2 separate regions of the Homo sapiens genome follow, and region 1 is linked to region 2. The links are chromatin contacts, found by Hi-C or POLR2A ChIA-PET in ENCODE. All regions are on one chromosome and are shown on one strand. Each heading gives the region's core, a stretch centred on a gene start or an enhancer-like site at or near the end of the contact. The rest is flanking DNA. Distances are from core to core; before and after follow the strand shown. Region 1 has its middle 18 kb from the start of KALRN. Region 2 holds the start of CCDC14 (coiled-coil domain containing 14).

Region 1 (6,424 bases), core at 3,003-5,502, 55 kb after region 2:
GGTCAAATCATGTCCCCAAGCAGGGGACATAGTCTTCTCTGTCTTCTCCATAAAGTTCCTAAGGATGATCCATACATGTACAGGGAGCAATGACAAAGGAAAGGAGCTCTTAATTGAGCTTGTGTCTGAAAGCTAAGTGCCTCTCTTTGTTGAGTGGCCTAGGCCAGAGGCTTACATGTGCCTCTCTTTCCCCCCAAGCAAAGCCCAAGTTAGGAGACTTTCTTCATGGGACAGATCCCAAAAGTGATAAAAGTACCACAGCAAGCATGAGAGAAGAGAACTGAGAATCAGACAGCATCTTCAACAATGCAGAGGAAGGACACCACCTTTTACTAAGTGATGCCCACTCAGTGTGAGAAATCTCTCCATCAAGTTGAGGTACAGAGTAAGGGGCACGGGGAGAAGGGAAGATGACTTGAGTTTCTTCTTTTCCCAGAGGTAAAGGGTAGATGGATTGAAGCCCTTAGAGAGTGATTATGAGAAGGCCACCCTCCCACCCCTGTAAGTATTTCTAGCACTGCCATAAATGATGTGAAGGCCATTGTTTTTAGAGGAGCTGCAAAAAGGAGAAGCTCCAATTGGAGAAGTCAGTATCTGGTAAAGCAGTACTGTTGCTGACCTCTCTAAGGCTGTGTCCAGCAACCAAGACCTCCAGTAGAAGGGGAGGTGTTGTGAGCCATAATAAAATGCTTAGGCATTCAGAGGGAAAATTATAAGCACCAACGATGACTTTCATTAACAGCCAAAGAATCACATGATGTAAAATTGAAAGAAGCGCAGCTTACCTGGTGGAATCATCTACTATCTTTCCTTCTCTTTAACTCATTTTTTTATAACCTGACAAAACAGAGGTTCAGATCATAGGCATAATTCAGGTCCTGTAATTTGGAGTATTATGGAGGCAAAGTAACTGAGATTGCTTTGGCATAAATTATTGGCATTATCACTCCAATTTAACCACTCTGTAAACATTTTATAATATAGATGAGCTCAGGGAAGGGCCAGGGTAGAGATGAGATTTGGGGATAAGGGAACAGATCCTTGAAGCAAAGCAGGAGACCTCTGACTTCCAACTTAACTGGACGTTGGATGAGAGTCTCATGCTGAACCAGCAGAAACTGAGCCACTTACAACTCTGCTTGAAGCTTCTCCTAAACTCTGGTATTTTGCCAACTTCCTGAAATAATCAAACCATCCTTGGCACACAGTTAAAACTACTTCCTTTGATGCCTCACTGTATCTTTTTGTAAAGGTTTAGAAAAGAGGCAATGCCTTTAGCTGAATAGTTGTTTGTTTCAGAGGATATTGACTTACTGCATCTGATCAGGAATTAGTTTATCCTATATTCCTATTACCACTCCTTGCAATAACCTAGTGTCAAGTGACTTGGCATGGTGAGGGAGTGAGGCAGTTGTAAGTATATATTTTAAAAACAGACTTTGTCCCTGCCCTTGGATTCTGATGTATCCCATGGAGTCTCTAAGGGAATATGGCTTCTCCAATACTTTCTCAAACAGCTGTTGAGAATCGTCCTTTGTAGTGAGAAATATTACTGATGTGGAGCCAGGAAAAAGTATGATAGCCACGGCAGTAGGGGGTGGTTGTGTGTGTCCTCAGCTCAGTTATCTTCTTAGCATGGGACTGTGAACTCAAGCTCATGTGCAACACAACCCTGCACCTCAAAAATACCTGGGACAGTTGCTCAGTGAGTAGTGGTACGTTTAACTTCCTTCCAATTTGGTTTTTCCCATCTGGAAATATGGAGCTAGTGTGAGAAACACTGAATACATATCCCTCAGGCTGCCTTGCCATTTCAGTGTCTTCCAGACATCTTCCATCTGCCAGGATTTGCATCTTGGTGCTTGAGAACTTTACCTGGAACCCTCGAGGGTCATGGGCCTTAAAACACATGACAGTTCAGAAACACTGGAAAATTAACTGCCCTATCCCCCAGGAGCATCTGTCAACCAATGAATGGTGGGAGATGATGTATAAATATCCCAACGATGTTATCCCTTGGGTGGAATAATTCTGAGGTGTGTGTCTTAGACAGTTTCTCAGAGTTTCTCTGCAGGATTAAGCTATAGTTGTCCTCTGTAGTTGGCTTAATAATCCACTTTTTATTGGCTGTCTTCCTTTCCCTGACTCACTTCCTCACTCACTTGCTGGTATTTCCCTGGATTATCTCCCAAATAAACCACTTGTTCTAAAATCCTTGTTTCAAGGTCGGCTTCTGGAAGACCCCAAACTAAGACGATTCTCCAGTATAAGTTAGCATCATTAAACACACATTGCTGGAGAGCTGCTAAAGGAGAGAGATACTTCCTCCTCTTCTTACTTCTTCCTCCTCACATCCAAGGCAGTGGGGCTTGTGCCAAGATTTGTGAGCTGTGCTGGATGCTGGATGTGCTCTCCTCCACATAATATCTGCTCTGTGAAGACAGACCTTAGGGAGGCTTTTCCTCTTTATTGTACTTCAGGCACCATACTCATCACATGACCCAGCAATTGCCTGGGCTTTGCAGGCTCCAGATGGTCTTCCCACATGTTAACCCTCACAACAACCCCAAAGATAGGTCTTATAGATCCCTATTTAGTAGGTAAGGAAACGAAAGTTCCAGTGTTTTCCCAGGATCACTTGGTGGTACATCCCTGCAGGCCAACTGGAACTTGAAGCAAGCGACACAAGCTGGAGACTCTTATTTTCTCTACAGGACTGAAGTTTCAGTAAAGAGTCAGTTAACACAGTGGATTTTTCTAAGACTTTGGGGTTTGAAAGATCACTGGACTGGGCCAGAAAAGAGGAAGCAGAAAACATATCAATTCTTAGAGTGTGATATGTGAGATTCTTCCAAATGCTCTGTGGTCTGGTTCCATTGCCCCACAGAAGGTAGATGGCAGCTTGGATAAGATCAGGCCTTCCAAAGCAGACTCAGGGTTGGAATTTTTGCTCCATCATTTACCAGCCACGCTACTTGGGTTAAATTACTTAAACAGTCTGAACCTTAGCTTCTTCATCTGTAAAACAGAGATAATAATAATATTTCTCACAGGGCCACTGTGAGGATAAAATTAGATAATGTACCCAAATCTCTTCACACAGAAAAGCCTTCCCCTGGTGGATCTCTCATGTACCCCCTGGATTTTCTAGGAGAGTGTGGCTTCTCCAATACCTTCTCGAACAGCTATTGAGAATCACTGCTTGTAATGAGAAATATTACGAATGTGGAGCCAGAAAAAGTCTGACAGCCTTTGCAGCAGGGGGATGAGGAGGAGGTGGTTGTGTGTGTCCTCAGCTCAGTGGTAGGTGCTGGGCATGTGGTAGGAATGAAAAAGAAAAGGTAGCTATTATTAGTAGAATAGTATCTATAACTTTTATTTTTTGGCACAAATTAACAATTTAACAAAAACCAGACATTATTTTTGTTGGTGCTTTACCGGAAACATTGCTGTTTTCTAATGACTTCTGGTAGTAGTTTGTCATTATTTTTTATTTTAGGTTTTATTTTGTGTAAAAGGACTAAGTGAGATGGGTGTTTGCAATTTTTTTCTTTCCAACTGACTAGCTAGTCAATGCTCCTTTGGACCCCAGCCCACCGCCCTGAAAAAAAGGAAAAAGAACAAATTGAGAACTTATGAAACCACAACCCAGAAACCTGAATGTTTTTCATTTTAACTTTTCTTGGAAAAATTTGATGAAAAGCCTGTGCTGTGGTTTTAAACGGCATTGGGATGCCCGTCTCCTGTCCTTACCCCTAAGCTTCTGAACGTGATTTATATTTCCCTATTTTAAGCTAGTGCAGATTTATGAGACTTTAAACACCATGGTTGGAGTTACTGGAGGTTTAAAGAGATTAAGCAGGTCCAGTAGCACCTGGAGGTGTATAAGTTGTTTAAAAGATTTATCGGCATTCCCATGTTAAAATTCACTTCTCAAGGATTCTCATATCCTGGATCTGAATCTATTTTGGGCAGAGGAGTAAATTTTTAGGATGTTTCATAAATGGAGGAAAAAACCCATCCCTCTATCGCTTCTTGCTTTGTTTTTTGGGCTGTGCCTCTGCCCCCTCACCTCTCTATCTTGCATGTCTAGCTAGTTCTGTCTCTGGGGTTTCCCTTCTCTCTGTTCCTGTCCTCTCTCAAGCGGTTGATCTCTTAGTGTTTCTCTGTGTTCACAAACTCAGCCTTTGACCCAGGAACCTAACAACAGCCAGAGGGAGCCTGAAGCTTTCTTGCCTGCCCTTGGCTCCTTGTGGTCCAGGGAGGGCTGCGGTGGTGGGAATGCCTGACACAGGGTAAAAAATCTCTGTGTTTACACCAGGGGGAGCAATGACTCCGTGGCTGAGAGGGGCTGGCTAGAGTCTGGAGTTTCCAAATGTCCATTCAAAGCAAGACACAATTCCTAGGTAGTTAAATTTAGGAGACTCTGTATTGAATGACCTTGAAAATAGGTTCAGGGCACAACATGGGCACACCGCTTTGTCATATTCTACAAATACTGGGGAGAGCCAACATTCTTCTCATTGCCAATAATTATGCTCATCAGCCTCCACGTCTTGCCTCTCACGTTTCTTCCATGTCCCAGCTCTGCCCACCCTGTCAAATCAGTGTGGATGTAGGGAACATGAACACATTTTAATATCAGCCTAAACCAGACATCACTGGGAAGGAAATTGGAGAAACCATTCCAAAGTCAAGTAAAAATAGCTTGTGAATATGTACTCCATGGTTCCATTTATGTGAAACCCTACAAAAGACAAATCTAATCTACAGTGACAGAAAGCAGACTGGTGGTTGCTTGGGACTAAGGTGGGGGCAGATTGGCTGAGATGGCACAAGAAAACTTTTTGTGATGTTGAAAGTATGCTATGCCTTGATTGTAGTGATGGTCGGACAGTTATATAAAGTTGTAAACACTCACTAAAATGTACAATGAAAATGAGTGTGAACTATACCTTGGTTTTTAAATGTCTCTGTTGTACATTCACACCAGCCTTTACCTCCATTAGCATAGACAATAGGAAGCTGTGTGTGAATCTTAGAATGCTCCCCAATCCAGGAGTGGTTGTTCAACCAGCCTATGCTGTGTGTCTATAGAGGGCACGGATAATCCAAAGCAGCAGATGAAACACCTAATTAGTTCTAATTGACTCTGGACTTTTTCTGTGCATTTGCCTTCCCTGAGTACAACCTGACTGACAGGAGCGGGGAGAGTAGGCAGCCAAGAAATGTGGCAGGGGAGGCCAGATTAAACAATTACAAGGGAGGGACAACAAAAGGGTGACTGACCACGCAGATGATAAAGAATTGTTGACTTTGTAATGTGAACTCATATTGTGCAAAGCAATTGGTGAGGTGGAGCAGATGTGCATTAGAAACGAAACCAACCACCCGGAATGGTCATGGTCTCTGGATAACAGGGGAGCTTCATCGACTCCATCTTTTCCACATCTCTAATTAAAATTTTGATATTACTTAAGTCAGGCACACTGCTCTATTCATTCCGACATCTGAATATCCATTTTAAAGTGGGCTAGGCTCACCCAGAGGATGATATAACTAGATTAAGAGATGGTGTGAGGGTTTAGAACATTGGATTTTTTGTCCCTGTTTGTGTGACCTTCTGGAAAATCTCTTGTTTCATTTATTTTTTTCTTTATTCCCTTATTCAATAAAATTATTGAGCACCTATTATAAACCAGGCTGTTTGCCAGACATTGTTGACATATTGCTATAGGCGTCATTTTCCTCATTTGTAAATGCTCATTCTGGGATCCCTTGACTATCCTGACCACTGTGCTAATGGTAGGTAGTGATGAGGTCAGGCTCTGAGACCTTCAATGCTGTGCCTCAATGTTGAGGCTGCCTCAATATAAAAGATAAGACTCTCCAACTTCCTTGGTCTCTATCTTTTTAAAGAGTGGCTCCAGATCACTGAAAGCATCTTTGTCATAAAAATTCCATGGAAATGAAATTAAGCATTTTAGTTTTATTTGTTGAAAATCTGTCCTTTAAAAACCTCCTGAGACCATTTTAAAGTTAATTTCTTATTGCTTCAAAGAACAAACTCACATATAGGTATGAACTAACATTTGATCTAGCGCAAGGCAGTAAACTAGGGTTTTTGTCAGGCCTTTCTCCCTGATTTGCAGTGTTCCCTGGCACACCCACCCCCTCACTAAGCAAAATTTAGAAGTCAACAGACACAAAATTACTTCTCCCTTGAAATCTTCCTCACACTTATTTTCAAGCGTCCAAGAGATACAAGCTCTTTTCAAGCATACAAGATCTGTTCCCTTCCAGGTCATCAAGTCAACTCTCAGAAAAGAGTCTGATAGAGTGAGATTCAATTTCTACTCTGTCCATTTATAATGTGTGACCCAGGGAAAGTTCCCTAACTTCTTTGCCCTGCAGTTTCTTCATC
Region 2 (6,529 bases), core at 190-2,689:
CATTTTTTACTTAGTCATAATACCTAGATATTTGCAATTTTAAATCCTGTGTTTTCTACTTTTAAATCTTTTTCATATTCATAAATTTTTAATGGTTGTATAATATTTCCTTCAGTGGAAGTAATATAATAATGGTCTTGGTTTGCTTCATATTTTTCACAATTAAAAAAACAAACCTGGAATAAGCCTTTCTATCTACTGAAAACAGCCTTTTTATATTTAGGATTAAAAAGAAAATTATTTGGTGAAAGGTTATTAGCAATTTAATAACCCTTGATACAAACTGCAAAGCTGCTCTCCAAAAGGAGTGTCCTAATCACAATACAGGAGAATCAGTTTGCTTTATTTTACACTTACTTCTACGAGGTTATTATCATTAAACTTTTAATTTTGCTATTTGAGAATCATATAAGCATTTCTTAGTAGTCATATCTCCTACCAACAAGTACAAGATAATACTGCCTTTGTAGAATGACTTACAGTGTGCTAAGGTCTTTCATTTTCACTTAATCCATACCCTGTGAGTTATTATTTGTGAGGTGGGAACCTAAATTTCAGAAAAGTGGTTTGTTCAAAGTCATACATCTACTAGGTAAAATGTTTAAAAGAAGAATGGACTCTGGCATCAGTTTTGTGAGTCTGAATCTTGTTTCCACAGCTGTGTAACTGCCAAGTTATTTGAATCCTCCAGCCCTCGATTTCCTCATATATAAAATAGGGATAATAGTACTTACCTCATAAGGATATCGTGACTATTAAATGAGTTATTCTATGTAATACATAAAAGCACTTACAGTAGCATCTGCCACATAAGTCCTATCTAAATGTTGGCTGCTGTTATCATTAAGATGGTGGCAAACTACGTGTTTTAAAGGGAACTAAATTTTGTTGTATGTCTACAACAACTGTGTGATCGATGTTTTTACCGGGTTCTCTTATTTAACCTTCTCAATTCTTTGAGACAGGATTTTATGCTTATTTCTGCCTATTTTGCAGCTAAGGAATAGGAAGTTCTGAGCAGTAAAAAGTAGTAGACTCTCAATCTGCAGGTGACTGAAGCTAGGAGAGGTTAAGTCACTCGACGCAGCGGCGAAGGCTGGGACTCGAACCCGGGCCTGACCCCAAAGCCGGCGCTCTAGACTAGGGCTACGACGATTTAAACAGAAACATCTAGAGACCGAGCGGCCGTGTTACGACGGGAAGATTAGGTGTTCCCTGCACCTCTGTCCCAGCACTTTAATGTCGCCGCATTGTCTTTGTCTTTTTTCGAGCAGAGTTTTACAAGTTCCTGGCCCGAAAACCCCCCTGTCCCTCTCCATCCCCACAGCGGACTCCTCAGGTCCTCAGCCCTCACCTGGCCCGGTCGAGCTCCAGACCTGACCATCTCTCGCCGCCTCAGAGAAGCCCAGACCGAGGGAAGTGAAGCCTCACGGTAAAAAGAATTAACCGCCGTGGGCTCCCGGACCTTCTTGGCCCGCCCGCCGAGCTTCCGCTTCCGGAAAGGATCCCGCCGAATGCCGCGCTTCATAGTCTCCGACGCGCCTCCACTCCCTTTCTCCTGCTCCAGGCCCAGCGCCTTGGGCGTACGCAATAGACCCCTCCAAGCTTCCCGGCTTGTCACCCACCGGCAGGGGTTGGGAGAAGCCAATAAACGGCGAACGGGGCGGGGCCAAGGCATGGCTGGGGCGGGGCCGGGGCGGAGCCGCCGAGAAAAGAGTTAAGCGGAGGTTCCAGGACTTGCGGTGGGGAAAACGGGGACGAGGACCCGCCAGCGCCAGAGGATGGGACAGGGGTAGGAGGCGAATAGGTTTCAGAAGGAATTGAGCGCGACTTTTTGGGTTTTCGCTCTTTATTTTTAGTTTGGCATCGTGTGCCTTTTGGAAGATTTTGTTCTTGATATTCTATAAAAATAAGACCTCGGGGTTGTTACCTTTGCGTGTGATGGAAATTGCAGAATTATTCCCTGTGGCCACTGATCTCAGAACGGTGTTCATTAGTTGGGATTTTGGGTTTACTTCCATGCGTACTTGTCTCCTCTTATGTTGAGGTAATTACTTTTGATGAAAAATGACACAACATTCTTAGTATTGGCATGTGCACTCATTTTAATGAGGATTTTAGTCATTGGTTTTTAAGGCATTGAGTTTTGGGTTAATGATTTAAATCAAGTTGAAGAGAGATAACTCAGTTTATTCCATTTCAACTGTCACCCAGGCAGGAGTGCAGTGGCGCAATCTCAGCTCACTGCAACCTCTGCCTCCTGGGTTCCAGCGATTCTCCTGCCTCAGCCTCCTGAAGAGCTGGGATTACAGGTGCGTGCCACCACACGCGGCTAATTTTTGTATTTTTAGTAGAGACAGGGTTTCACCCTGTTGGCCAGGCTGGTCTCACACTCCTGACCTCAGGTGATCCGCCCGCCTTGGCCTCCAAAGTGCTGGAATTACAGTGGTGAGCCACCATGCCCGGCCTCATTTCTTTTTAATGGAGAAAAGAGCTACGCTTTAAAAGTCTGTTACAATTAATGTCAAAGCCCAGGAACTAAAATATGTCCACCAAAATATCACACACTTATCCTGAGTGATTTTAGGAAATGAGTATTTCACAGATTTAGTTTTGAATTAGATCAAACTGTGAAAACCTCTCCTTTCCTTCCCCAGCCCTCACATAACTTCATAACTTGCTGACATATTCACCTGAAATTAAGGGGTTTTTTTTAGTTAAGTTGATATTTTTTGAATTCATATTGATTTTTCTTAATACATGTTTATTTTAGAAAATATAGATAAGCAAAAAGGAAAAGACCACCCATAACCCCATTACCCATGAGTTATCACTTTGAACAGCTTGGTGCATTCCCTTCAAGATTTTTTCCACCTACATATATATGTATAAATGTATTACGACAATATGAAATAATAGGTATTACTGTAACATGCGTGTTTTCTCTTAATATCTAATCAACATTGTTTCTCATTAGTCTACAATTATAAAATGGCTGCCTGGTGTTCCATGATTCACTTCCCTAGTGTTGGGAATGTTATGCCCCCACCCCGTTTCATTTTGTTGTTTGCTATTATAAATAATGTTGCAGTGAGCTGAGATCTGCAAATGAACTAGATAGAGAGTGGAGAGCAGAGTATTCTAAAGATGTGGAGACAGCATGATGTTGAGAAAGAGAAACCCAGAGAGTTCCTTGCTGCTGAAGTATAGACAGTGGGGATGGAAATATATGTAGGGCCAGACTATGCAGTCCTCATAGACTACATGATTTGGCTTATTATCCTAAGGCCATTGGGAATACATAAAAGTTCAAGCAGGGGACACAGTGAACTGACTGGGGTTTTACAAAGATCAATGGCTGTAGTGTAGAGCAGGAATCTGAAATCTACAGTCCCTGGCAAAATTCAGTCTGCCATTCTTGGATGTAGCCTGAGAACAGTTTTTACATTTTCAGGTAGTTTTTTTTAAGTCAAAAGAATTATATTGTGTGATGTGAAAAGTTACCTGAAAATCATCTCAGTGTTACAAAGTTTTATTGGAACACAGTCACGCTAATGTGTTTACACATTATCTGTGCTACAACTGCCAAAGTTGAGTATTTGTGATAGAGACCGTCTAGCCGGCCAAGCCTAAGATATTTACTATCTGGGCCTTTACAGAAGAAGTTTGCTGATCACTAGCATAGAGGGTGCTTGGGGGAAAGGCAAGTATGGGTGTGAGCAAGTTCTCTCCTCCTGCATCCATTCTCTGTCCTCCCCTTGGACTGACATCAGTCAGACATGCCCTCCAGCTTCAGGTTCTGTTTAGTCAATAGAAGAGGGAGAGAATGGGATATTCCTGCTCTCTCAGCACCGTTTGGCTGATGCACTGGCCCTCTGCATCATCAGGGGAGCCCCTGGAGCTCCAGTCCTCTCACACTCTAATAAAACATGTCCTTCCCTTTGTCTTTTCAGTCTTAGGGGTGATAATGGTTTGCTAGTCCCTGGGTGCCTCAACTCCCTTGTTGTTTTCCTTGTCCATTATGTAAACCTTTTTCTGTTTGTTTTGTTTTGTTTTTTGAGACAGAGTCTCGCTCTTTCGCCCAGGCCGGACTGCAGTGGTGCTGTGTAGGCTCACTGCAAGCTCCGCCTCCTGGGTTCACGCCATTCTCCTGCCTCAGCCTCCCGAGTAGCTGGGACTACAGGCGCCTGCCACCACGCCCGGCTAATTTTTTGTATTTTTAATAGAGGCGGGGTTTCACCATGTTAGCCAAGATGGTCTCCATCTCCTGACCTCGTGATCCGCCCGCCTCAGCCTCCCAAAGTGCTGGGATTACAGGTGTGAGCCACCGCGCCCGGCCGTAAACCTTTTAATTGTCCTCAAAAATCTAGATTGTCTTCTGTTCCCTGTGAGGACCAGACTGATAGGAAGTCCAGATGAAATATGTTGGTAGCTGGGAGGGGATGAGGGGACCTAAGGGAGGTGGTGGTGAGGGAAGGTGAAGAGGACATATTTGAGAGATGCATAGGAGGTAAAATGGAGAGCACTTGGTGATAAGAGTTGGAAAGTCAGGCAAGGGGAAGGTATTTGTTGACCCTGGTTTCTGGGTTTTGTATCTTGGCAGGTGGTGGGAGAGATCCACATTTAGGAAGGAAGCTTGTGAATTCATTTCTCTCCAACATTTTATTATGAAAAAAATGCAAACCAGGAAAGTCATTTTTGGATTTATTAAATTAGGGAGTACTTTGGAGTCATCCAAGAAAAGATGTCAAGTTAGCTACTGGATAGTTGAGTCTGGAGCGTGGCAAAGACCTGTGGGCTGCAGATACACCTTTCCGAGTTGCCTGTGGCTTCCGAACTTGTTCTCAAATTACTTCCTCAAGAAAGCCTCTCTATCCTGCCCCTGCAAACTAACTGTGTGCCTCATGCTACTATGTAGTAGCATCGTTTCTCACAATTATAAACTTGTGTTTAGTTATGTAATATCTGTCTTCCTAAGTAGAATTTAATCTCTATGAAAGCAGGGACCTCACCTTGTTCAAAGCAGTATCCCCAGTGCCTAGCACAATCCCTTGCACTTGTAGGAATTTCTTAATTATTTGTTGAATAAACCAATGAATCAGCCATTGTTTGGACTGCTTTGGTGCACTGGGGCTGACAGCTACTTGAATGTCCAAGGCTCAGGATTGTCCAGGACTAGCCCTTTGAGCTTGGTCCGGAGGTTTAGTGCCTCTAGTATCATGGATACACAACTCTGCTTGTCTATCCAGTCTTTCATAATTCAGCACATTGGACCAATGACTTTGCCAATTGGCTCACCTCTGAAGTGTGAAAGTCTCTGTTCAGGTTTGACCATGTTCCAGTTTATAGGAAATGACCAAAGTTGAAAGTATATGAAGATCTAAACTAAAAACACAGATTTATGGCCAGGATCTAAGATTCAAAAAGTAAGAGGCTGTGGATAAGAAGTCACATGTTGGGAGCGTGAGCTCAGTTCTGCTTGGAAAGATCTGAGAGACTGTGCTGTTGTCTTTCCTCAAGCCATTTAGTGCTCTCTGGGGCTATTTTGAACCCAAAGGTTCTTGGCCTTTTGAGATAATATACAACTTTGAGAAATTGCTCAAAGCCTTATAATTTTTTCTTCAGAAAAATGCTAATGAGCACATTTTGGAGACATGATTACATATATAATGTTATCAGAGGCACTCAGGAGCCTCTCCAAGGATTTCAGGTTAAGATTCCTATTCTAACCTAATTCAAAACCAGCCTTCCACATTGGGGTGTCCAGCTCCTTCTGTTGCAGGGCCCTGGTGATCCTGGAAGTAGTTGGTTAACTAGGGATGGTAGGTCCCTGATGGAATAGCATCAAGGAGAGGAAGGGCATGGAGCATAGAGAAAATGGAATTGGGCCATAATCTTTGCATTTCCCACTGAAGCTTATATATCTGCAGTCTTCACTTTAATCAAAATAGCTTAATTTAGGAAAGAAAGAGCCCACTGTTTTTGCTTTATAAAATCCTGATTTTATTGCTTCCTGAAAATTTTTTTAAAGGAGAAATACAAACCATATGTTACAAGGGCCTTCATTTGACAGTTTAACTGGGGTCATGCTAGGACTGTATAGATATTGCTGATTATGATAGGAAAGCCAGTGGGATGGGTCTGACAAGGATCTGTTGGCAGCAAGAATCAAGGGACCCCCTTTGGAATGATCCCATCACAAGGAAGAAATGGTTGGGGACAATGTGTCATGTTTGTGGGTCAGTTGTGAATTTTAATACAGCACAATGACAGTCACTTATTGCCCTGCAGACCCTGAAGACTTCTGCGTGATCCAAAGAGAGAAACATTAATAGTGATTAAAATGTTAAAATTTTGTTTTATTAAAATATCTGTAAGGCAGTGTAGCAGATGCAGGTGGCTTCTTATTGTGAACATCTATGACTTCCTGGCTGAGAGCCTTTTTTCTGGAGCAAAAGGAGCAAACTGAGGCAAGCTGGAAAGGCAGGACATTAATTCCCCTGGAAGAAGCCCTCAGTCAGTGACAGGT

The links. Hi-C counts contacts between places; a loop is a spot of excess contacts on that map. ChIA-PET counts read pairs that join two places held with the same protein, here RNA polymerase II (POLR2A). Pooled maps may share reads with other maps.
Region 1: a loop to region 2 is called in a pooled map, with 3 times the contacts of the local background. The contact joins the enhancer-like site here to the promoter of CCDC14 in region 2. A Hi-C loop is called at or near these places in 1 of 50 pooled maps. POLR2A ChIA-PET finds 5 or more read pairs at or near these places in 2 of 52 experiments (B cell and Panc1).

What each region holds. Positions count from the first base shown.
Region 1 is chr3:124,012,404-124,018,827 of GRCh38, forward strand. No RefSeq gene overlaps it. Among named protein-coding and RNA genes, the nearest start is that of KALRN, 18 kb to the right of the region's middle. Within about 2 kb of position 4,253, at least 2 of the 41 ENCODE cell types and tissues checked have a DNase peak (open chromatin) inside an H3K27ac peak, as active enhancers do.
Region 2 is chr3:123,959,790-123,966,318 of GRCh38, forward strand. CCDC14 (coiled-coil domain containing 14) reads right to left here and starts at 1,440. Exons shown (of 13, transcript NM_001366335.1): 1 at 1,355-1,440. The coding sequence starts at 1,384. RefSeq lists a silencer at 1,448-1,758.